2 separate regions of the Homo sapiens genome follow, and region 2 is linked to region 1. The links are chromatin contacts, found by Hi-C in ENCODE. All regions are on one chromosome and are shown on one strand. Each heading gives the region's core, a stretch centred on a gene start or an enhancer-like site at or near the end of the contact. The rest is flanking DNA. Distances are from core to core; before and after follow the strand shown. Region 1 holds the start of MCOLN2 (mucolipin TRP cation channel 2). Region 2 overlaps HS2ST1 (heparan sulfate 2-O-sulfotransferase 1).

Region 1 (4,676 bases), core at 18-2,517:
AAGAGGGAAAAGCAACGGCGGCTGCAGCAGGGCGCTGGGGTTACGAGTCCAGCCCTGGGGCCGTGCGCCCTCCCTCCGCGCCCGCCGGGCCACGCTGACGCTCCCTCCCGGCTCCCTGCCTTTCATCCCGACGCGGGCGCAGGGCAACTCGCTTTTCCTATTCCTTGCGCGCCGGTCGCACTTTCTAACATCTCAGAAATATGGCCCTTGTCACAGACTTTCATGATCGTGCACTTTAGAGAAAAGCCAGAATGAATGAACTTGTCAGTTTAATGTGAAGTCCTCAAGGGAAAGGACCATGTCTTTGTCATCCCAGAGACCACAGTACCCAACGGTCGGCTTGGCTCTCAGTGAGTGTTTCCCTAAGCATCAAAACAGGAATGACCAAAGCAACGGACAAATTAATGCATGTGGAAACAAGAAATGAATGCATGAGAGAGTGAAGAAAAGAAGGGGCCAGGCGCAGCGGCTTACACCTGTAATCCTAGCACTTTGGGAGGCGGAGGCAGGAGAATCGCTTGGGTCCAGGAGTTCAAGACTGCAGTCAGCAGTGATCGCAGGTCAGGCGACAGAGTGAGACCCGGTCTCACCACCACCCCCCCGAAAAAGGCAGGAACCCCAGAGGGCCGGGAGTGCCAGGTGCGGCCGCCCGGGAGCGGTGTGGAGGGTGCGTGGGCCACTTTGCCGCAGGGCCCACCGCCCGGGTCCCTCTGTAAGGCGCTTCTCCGGCAGACACCCCGAGCCAAAGCGGGCCGTACCGCAGCGTTGGGCACTTGGGTGGAGAGTGCAAGGGCGGCGGGCCTGCGCCCAGACAGGTGTAGCCGTCCCACGCTAGGTGTCCTCCTGCCGCTCCCTGGCCGCGCCATGCCTCGAGGCATGGAGGTGCTGGACCTGCCGGTGTGCAACCGCGCCTCGGGCCTGTCCTGGGGGCCGCACCACAGGTCAGTGCCCCACGGCGCCCTTGGCGTGCCCCACGCCTCCCTGGGGGCCCCACCGCCGCCCCCTTTTGGGACTGCTTACTTCCTCGGCTCTTCTCGCGCGCGCCTCGGTTCCATCCCCTACGGCCCCCACCCCGCCTCCGCGTCGCCGACCCCCTTCTCCGGGAGCGCGGGGAGGCTGGTCCGCTGAAGCGTGGAATAAGTCCCCTAGGACCCCAACTGGGGAAGCTCCGGTCCCCGGTAGGAGGCGGCGGGGCGGGGCGGGGCGGGGCAGCCCCTTGGGGGCGGGGCGGGAGCGCCTGGCCACGCGCCGCATCCTGCAGGGTGCACACAGAGCCGCCTTTCAGCCGCCCGAGAACTGCCCGCCGCACTCCACGACTGCGGCGCCTGCTCTCGGGCCGGGGTCTGCGCGCACCACGCGGCCGGCAGAAAGGGTAAGAGAAGGGAACCCCGCTTTGCAGGGCTCCAACTTCGGCGGACGCGTTACGGCGAGGGCGAAATGAGTCGGCCGTGAACGGTGTTTCCTGTTCCGAATCCCGAGAGCCCTGGAAAGTTTTGAAGGAGGAGGCATGGCCCGGCAGCCTTATCGTTTTCCCCAGGCAAGGATTCCGGAGAGAGGATCAGGTGTTTTCAGGTTAACCGTCAGGTGAGGAGTCTGGGCTTCATCTTTCAGGATGCTGGACTGGAGAAATCTTCCTAAAGTCGATGGCTTTACTTTCGTAGACTAGAGCTTGCTTGCTGCCTTGGGAATGCTTATATTAACTGCTTGCAGTTAGTTAAATAAGGCTAGGCTGTGCCTTCCAGAACAAACAGGCCTTTCCCTCAGGTGGGAGGGTTGTAGTGTGGCTAACCCCAGTTCCTCGGCCTTTATGAAAAGGCGCACAGTTCAGCCGGTTGGCGCTGCCAGCGGGCCCCTCCTCCGTGGTCAAACCTCCAGCCACCCCAGCACAGTTGAGCCAAAGTTGTGAGTACAAACAGACCTTGGCTCCCCCGTTTCCTGCTCTCCAAACATATATATATATATATATATATATATATATATATATATGAAATATATACGTATGTGTAAGTGTGTGTGTCTCTGGTTGAACGGTACTTGTGGGAAACAAAATTGTGTGTCATTGTAAACTGAGAATGGAAGAAAAGGTTAGTAAGAGAAAGGTGGGAGAGGTTTCTTATGGGTGTCAGGATGTAGACTCTGATATTTTATGTAGAGGGAACCAACTACGTAGTTCTCCCCAGAAATGGGATGTGGGTTTCACTCTCAGGAGCTGCTCATCACCTTTGTGATGTGCTAACCAAAATCGCACAACTTTTGGGAAATTTGATAGCTTTCCCCTATTGAGTCAGAAGTTTCTTGAGACTTTAGCCTGTCTTCCTCTTCATACCTTAAGAGGAGTCAAACTCCCGTTGCCGTGAACTTTCCACAGGCACACCCTTCTCCTTTAGAAAACCGTTCATAGGTCAGTTTCTGTGGCCGGAACTCTAAAAACGACACATTTTCCATACAGAGGCCATCATAATACCAATTTTATTTAACCTCCTGTAATAAAAAATGAGTGAATCCTAATAAAGTGTTTGAGGTAGCCACATTCTTTTCTGTGAAGGAGGAACATATCAAAAGTGTTTTTTTTTAAAAAAATAGAGTAATAGATATAAAATATTTTAATGAAGCAAGTGAGAAGAACTGAGAGACATAGTTTGAGCAAAGGGGCACGAAATACAGAACTGAAAGTCAAGAATGATCATATTCACAAGCTGATCTCTTTGGCTATGTCTCTGTCAGTGAAGTGAAACCTAGAACAAGACAATTTTAAAACCGGCGGAAAAAGAGATGGCTTCTTGTGACTATAGCTTTCAAAGTAAAAGTAGTGGCCAAAGAAAACTCTTCTGGCTGTAAAAGTAAAAGTGGACTTTCCTGAAGCTGGGCTGTTTTCTTTAAGGCCTAGGGTCTAAGTTCCGTGTGTCAGTTCTGAAGAATTAAATCACTCTTTAGTGAGCTCTTGTGTCACATGTTAAGGGGTTCATAGAAAAAAGTGCAGGCATACCTTGTTTTATTGTTCTTTGCTTTATTGCACTTTGTAGATACTGCATTTAATTCAATTTTATTTTATTTTACAAATTGAAGGTTTGTGGCAACCCTGTGTCCAGCAAGTCTATTGGTGCCATTTTTCCAACAGCATGTGCTCACTTTGTGTCTCTATGTCACATTGTGGCAATTCTCTCAATATTTCAAACTTTTTCATCATTATTATTATATCTGTTATGGTGATCTGTGACCACTGATCTTTGATGTGACTACTGTAATTGTTTTGGGGTGCCATGAACTGTGCCCATATAAGACAGGGAACTCAATTAATAAATGTTGTATGTGTTCTGACTACTCCACCGACCAGCCATTCTTCTATCTCTTTTCCTCTCCCCAACCCTCTCTATTCCCTGAGACACCACAATATTGAAATTAGCCCAACTAATAACCCTACAGTGGTCTCTAAGTGTTTGAGTGCAAGGGACAATCACAGGTCTCTTACTTTAAAGGTAGGAGTGATTAAGCTTAGTGAGGAAGGTATGTTGAAAGCTGAGACAGACCAAAAGCTAGGCATTTTGTGCCATTTAGCCAAGTTTTGAATGCATATGAGATGTTCTTGAAGGAAATTATAAGTGCTACTCCAGTGAAAATACAAATGATAAGGAAGCAAAACAGCCTTATTGCTGTTATGGAGAAAGTTTTTGTGGTCTGGATAGAAGATCAAACCAGCACCAACATTCACTAAAGCTAAAGCATAATCTAGAGCAGGCCCAAACTCTCTTCAATTCTGTGAAGGCTGAGAGAGGTAATGAAGCTGCAGAAGAAAAGTTTCAAGCTAGCAGAGGTTGGTTCATGAGCTTTAAGAAAGGAAGCCATCTCTATAACATGTAAGTGCAAGGCGAAGCAGAAAGTGCTGATATAGAAGCTGCAGCAAGTTAGTTGGAAGATGTAGCTAAGATCATTGATGAAGGAGGCTACTCTAAACAACAGATTTTCAATGTAGACAAAACAGCCTTCTATTGGCAGGAGATGCCATCTAGGACTTTCCTAGTAGAGAGGACAAGCCAGCATCTGATTTCAAAGGTGCAAAGGACAGGATGACTCTCTAGTTAGGAACTAGTACAGCTGGTGACTTTTAAGTTGAAGCCAGTGCTCATTTACCATTCCAAAAATCCTAGGGCACTTAAGAATTATGTTAATCTACTCTGCCTCTGCTTTGTAAATGGAACAACAAAGCCTAGATGACAGTACACTTGTTTACAGCATGATTTACTGAATATTTTAAGCTCATGGTTGAGACCTACTGCTCAGAAAAAAAGATTTCTTTCAAAATATTACTGCTCATTGATAATACCTCTGATCATTGAAAAGTTCTGATGGAGATGTACAAGGAGATGAATGTTGTTTTCATATATGTTAACACAACATCCATTCTGCAGCCCATGGATCAAGGAGTAATTTCAACTTTCAAGACTTATTATTTGGCCGGGCGCGGTGGCTCACACCTGTAATCCCAGCACTTTGGGAGGCCGAGGCGGGTGGATCATGAGGTCAGGAGATCGAGACCATCCTGGCTAACAAGGTGAAACCCCGTCTCTACTAAAAATACAAAAAATTAGCCGGGCGTGGTGGCGGGCGCCTGTAGTCCCAGCTACTCGGGAGGCTGAGGCAGGAGAATGGCGTGAACCCGGGAGGCGGAGCTTGCAGTG
Region 2 (4,319 bases), core at 1,188-3,687, 2.1 Mb before region 1:
CTATTATTCAAATTGTAAGTAGAATCCTCTCCCAATTCACAGTTTAGAAAAACACCAATTTGCCTTGATTGTACTGACCAGAGTCAGATTTACCTGCATCCATCTTTTGGGAATGAAACTCCCAGAGCATTTTTGGGAAAAAAATTCTTTTACCAGACGCCCATAGCCTGTTCACCCTAGCCTCTTACTTCTGTCTGCCAATAACACCTGCACCAAGTATCTATTTTTAAAATACAAAATATCATAGTTAAAAATCATAGGTGAGCTGACTTCAAGGCTTCTTTCTTTACTCATTTCAGTCACTTGAAATAAGTACGCTGATACAAAATGGGGAGTCCAACTATACATGCTTTTCCTTTTTCTTGAGCTTTATTAAGACATTAATCTCATCATCCCTCATCTCTTTATAAATTTCTCAAGTGAACTGTTCCTATTTTCATAGTCTATCTTGTACAAAATTGAACAAATGCCACTGTAACAAATGCCATAAGTAAGAACAAAATACTTCTGGATCCAAGAATTGGAGAAAAACCTTCTGGAAAATACACTGAGTAAGTTCAGCCTTAAAAGGACAGAGCTGGCTTTCAAGATGTGGGGATGGCTAATTGGAGAAGGCATAAAAGCCTGAGTAGTAGCACAAGCTGATAAACAACAAATATACTAGCATAATGATTATAATATTAACAGTAATGTGAAGCAGCTGCAAAAAAACGTATGGCAATTTTAGGCTGTGCCAATAGGTATATAATTATCAGTGTAACAAGTGCTTCTACTTTGAGCCTTTACTGTGAGCCAGGAACAATGCTTCATATTTTATTCATTTTTTATTTTTTTGAGACGGAGTCTCACTCTGTTGCCCAGGTTGGAGTGCAGTGGTGTGATCTCGGCTCACTGCAAGCTCTGCCTCCTGGGTTCACGCCATTCTCCTGCCTCAACCTCCCGAGTAGCTGGGACTACAGGCACCTGCTACCACGCCTGGCTAATTTTTTGTATTTTTAGTAGAGATGGAGTTTCACCATGTTAGCCAGGATGGTTTGATCTCCTGACCTCATGATTCCCCGCCTCGGCCTCCCAAAGTGCCAGGATTACAGTCGTGAGCCACCGCACCCAGCCAACGGTTCATGTTTAAATGTACATTACTTCACCTAATTCTTGCAATAATCCTATATGGTAACATTACGGAATTTAGACTCAGAGATATGAATTACAGGGGAAAAAAGTCAGAATTCACACCCTCATCTGTCTGATACCAAAGCTTATACTCCTAACCAAAACACAGTAATTAATGTTTCAAGTCACAGGAAGGAACAGTTCCTAAGAAATTTGTATTTAGTCACACAGGGCTATTATGTGTCATTTCAGGCACACGTTAAAAGCTAGAGTACTCCAGAATGGGAATGAGCTGGATGGATCATGCCACATAAAAAACTTAAAAAAAAACAAAACAAAACAGTGCACTTAGCTAAGAGAAAATCCATAAAAATGACTAACAGTCTCTTGAAATACTTGAAAAGTTATTGTGAAAAAGAGGCAGAATCCTTTTTGTAGCATTACTCCAGAAAAAAAGATATGACTGTGGCTCAAGAGAGAACGGGCTTTCAAATAATTAGTAGTGCAAAGTAAAGACACAGGCAGTTTAGGGGGTGGTAAGTTATTAGTCTCTGGAGATACTCATATAGAGGTTGCATGAGGACCTGTCAAAGAATGATGGAAAAAGGATTCCTGCACTGATGAGAGCTGAAATCAGGGGACCTCTGGATTGCATAACCCTGAGATAAGTTCCATAAAGCTATGCTATCAATTTCTCCTCTACAGTACAGATGTGTTTTTGGACTCCCTCCACCCACTCACCCCGAGGCTAAAACAAAATCGAAAGAAGCAGAAATAGAGAGAGAAGCAGGCCAGTAACAACTGGGTGGGAGGAAGGGAGTAGGATGCCTACTTATTCTCCCACAATCCTATTTTATTCAGTTTCACCCAGATGTATTTGTTTAGCTTAAGACAAAAAATACAGTTTTTTTTCTCTCTCTTTTTCTTTTTTTGAGACAGAGTCTCGCTCTGTCGCCCAGGCTGGAGTGCAGTGGCATGATCTCAGCTCACTGCAAGCTCCGCCTCCCGGGTTCACGCCATTCTCCTGCCTCAGCCTCCTGAGTAGCTGGGACTACAGGCACCTGCCACCACGCCTGGCTAATTTTTTGTATTTTTAGTAGAGATGGGGTTTCACCGTGTTAGCCAGGATGGTTTCGATCTCCTGACCTCGTGATCCACCTGCCTCGGCCTCCCAGAGTGCTGGGAGTGAGACTTTGTCTTTAAAAAAAAAAAAAAAAGTGCCTTCTGGGTGACAAAGAAACCTTCCAGGCAAAGGGAAGAAGCATGAGCAAAGTCCTTGGAGGCACAACACTGTAGAGTGCATATAGGCCCTAAAAGTGGTTCTTAATAAGCTTAGAAGATAGGAGAAAAATTAAGGGCAAGGTAAAACATAAGGCAGAAAAGTGGGCAGAAGCCAGATCACAGTGTCTTAATCACCATATTAGGAATATGAACCATATCCTATAAGCCAGCATTCTGAAACTTGCTGGTCTCAGAACCTTTTATACACTTAAAGATTGTTAAGGACACCAAAGAGCTTTGGTTTATGTGGGTTACATCTAGCAACAGCACATTAGTAATTAAAATTGAGAAACATTTATTAACTCACTTTAAAATAACAATATGACATGTCAGCATAAATGACATGATTTTGTGAAAAAATTTTCCAAAAGCAAAAAAATTTAGTGTAACATATTTTTGCAAATCTTATAAAGTGTCTGGCTTAATAGAAGACAACTGGATTTTCATATCTGCTTCTCCATTCAAAATATTACCATATATTATTTGGGTTGGAGTCAATGAAGAAAATCAGACTCATATAGATACAGTTGGAAAAGGAGTACTTTAGTAGCCTTTTCAAATAATTGGAAATATTCTTTTTCAATTCTACACTAAAACCTAGTGTTAATTTCTTAAAAGTTAACTGCAATGTGATAGAAAACCATATTAATGAATATACACTATTCAAGTTCATATCAGTGAATATATACTGTTATATTGATATACTTTGCACTGTCATTTGAAAAATATTGGTATACGGAGTTATGCAGATCCTCCAAATATTAATACATTAGAATTGTATAATAAAAATTATACAATTTAAAAAATCACATTCATTATAACACCACCAATCTCAGAGAAGTCTAAGTATTGGGAAACTGTTATGTTCATAGCGGCAGATACAAGTTTTTTTGAATTTTATAATTGGCAACTAATACTGTCAACTATTTTCCTTACAGCGACAAGTTCACTTCATTCATTTTTGAGAAAATATCTCCCAACTACACAAGTCTGAATAAACATAGTTTGTGTGTTGATCATTCTTTCAAGTAAAAACAGTGTTCTATGAAAAAAATTGCCTTGTTGAGCTTGCAACTTGTCTTAATCTATTTTCTCTTGCTATGACAGAGACCAGGTAGTTTATAAAGAAGTTTCTTTAGCTTCTGGTTCTTTAGGCTGGCAAGTTCAAGACTGGGCAGCCACATCTGTTGTCTTCTGGTAAGGGCTTCATGCTGTATCAAAAAATGATGGAGGAATAGAAGAGAAACTGACATATGCAGAAAATAGCGCAAACACGAGAGGCAATCTTGCTTCATAACAACCTGATCTCATTGTAACTAATGTAGTCCTCAGAGAGTGAGGACTCACTAACTCCCTCAAGACTGTACTGATTCTTTCATGAGAGCAGATTCCTCATGATCCAAATGCCTCTTAAAGGTCCCACCACCTCTCAACACCATTACAATGGGGACCAAGCCTCAACATGAGTTTTGGTAGAGACAAACCATATTCAAACCACAGCACAACTCAATCACACAAGTGCTTTACCTCAAGACAACCTCTGTACTCTGGTATGCAGAAGTGCTTGATGTACTTTATATATTGTGACAGAATATTAAGGACATACACAAAATAGTCAATATTTAATAAAGTTATTGCTTTCTGACGGACATTCTTATGTGAAAATGGCTTTTGAGGGTTTGGGCTGTTAGAGAAAGGCAGCAAAAAACACAATGCCTACTAGTACAGTTTGGTACCACCAATGCTTTTTACCATAAGGACAAATGTCAACTAGTGAAAAAGGCAACTAACATCTTAGAATTATTATGAAAATGATTGTGAACTATTTTGTGAAAGCCCTAAAGGAGTCTTAAGCATCCCTATGGTACATGGACTGCACTTTCAGAACAACTTCTATAAGCGATAAAGAGCCATTTTTTTAAAGAGTT

Evidence for each region. A loop is a pair of places that touch in the nucleus more often than their neighbours do. Pooled maps may share reads with other maps.
Region 2: a loop to region 1 is called in a map of OCI-LY7, with 6 times the contacts of the local background. The contact joins the enhancer-like site here to the promoter of MCOLN2 in region 1. A Hi-C loop is called at or near these places in 1 of 168 maps with a recorded cell type or tissue (OCI-LY7), 3 of 37 single-sample maps with no recorded cell type and 3 of 50 pooled maps.

The regions. Positions count from the first base shown.
Region 1 is chr1:84,993,704-84,998,379 of GRCh38, reverse strand. MCOLN2 (mucolipin TRP cation channel 2) reads left to right here and starts at 1,267. Exons shown (of 14, transcript NM_153259.4): 1 at 1,267-1,584. The coding sequence starts at 1,508. RefSeq lists enhancers at 1-404, 2,725-2,784 and silencers at 975-1,264, 1,875-1,924.
Region 2 is chr1:87,055,574-87,059,892 of GRCh38, reverse strand. All of the region lies in intron 1 of HS2ST1 (heparan sulfate 2-O-sulfotransferase 1), which reads right to left. Among named protein-coding and RNA genes, the nearest start is that of LINC01140, 72 kb to the left of the region's middle. Within about 2 kb of position 2,437, at least 3 of the 41 ENCODE cell types and tissues checked have a DNase peak (open chromatin) inside an H3K27ac peak, as active enhancers do; they include OCI-LY7, where a contact is called at or near this core.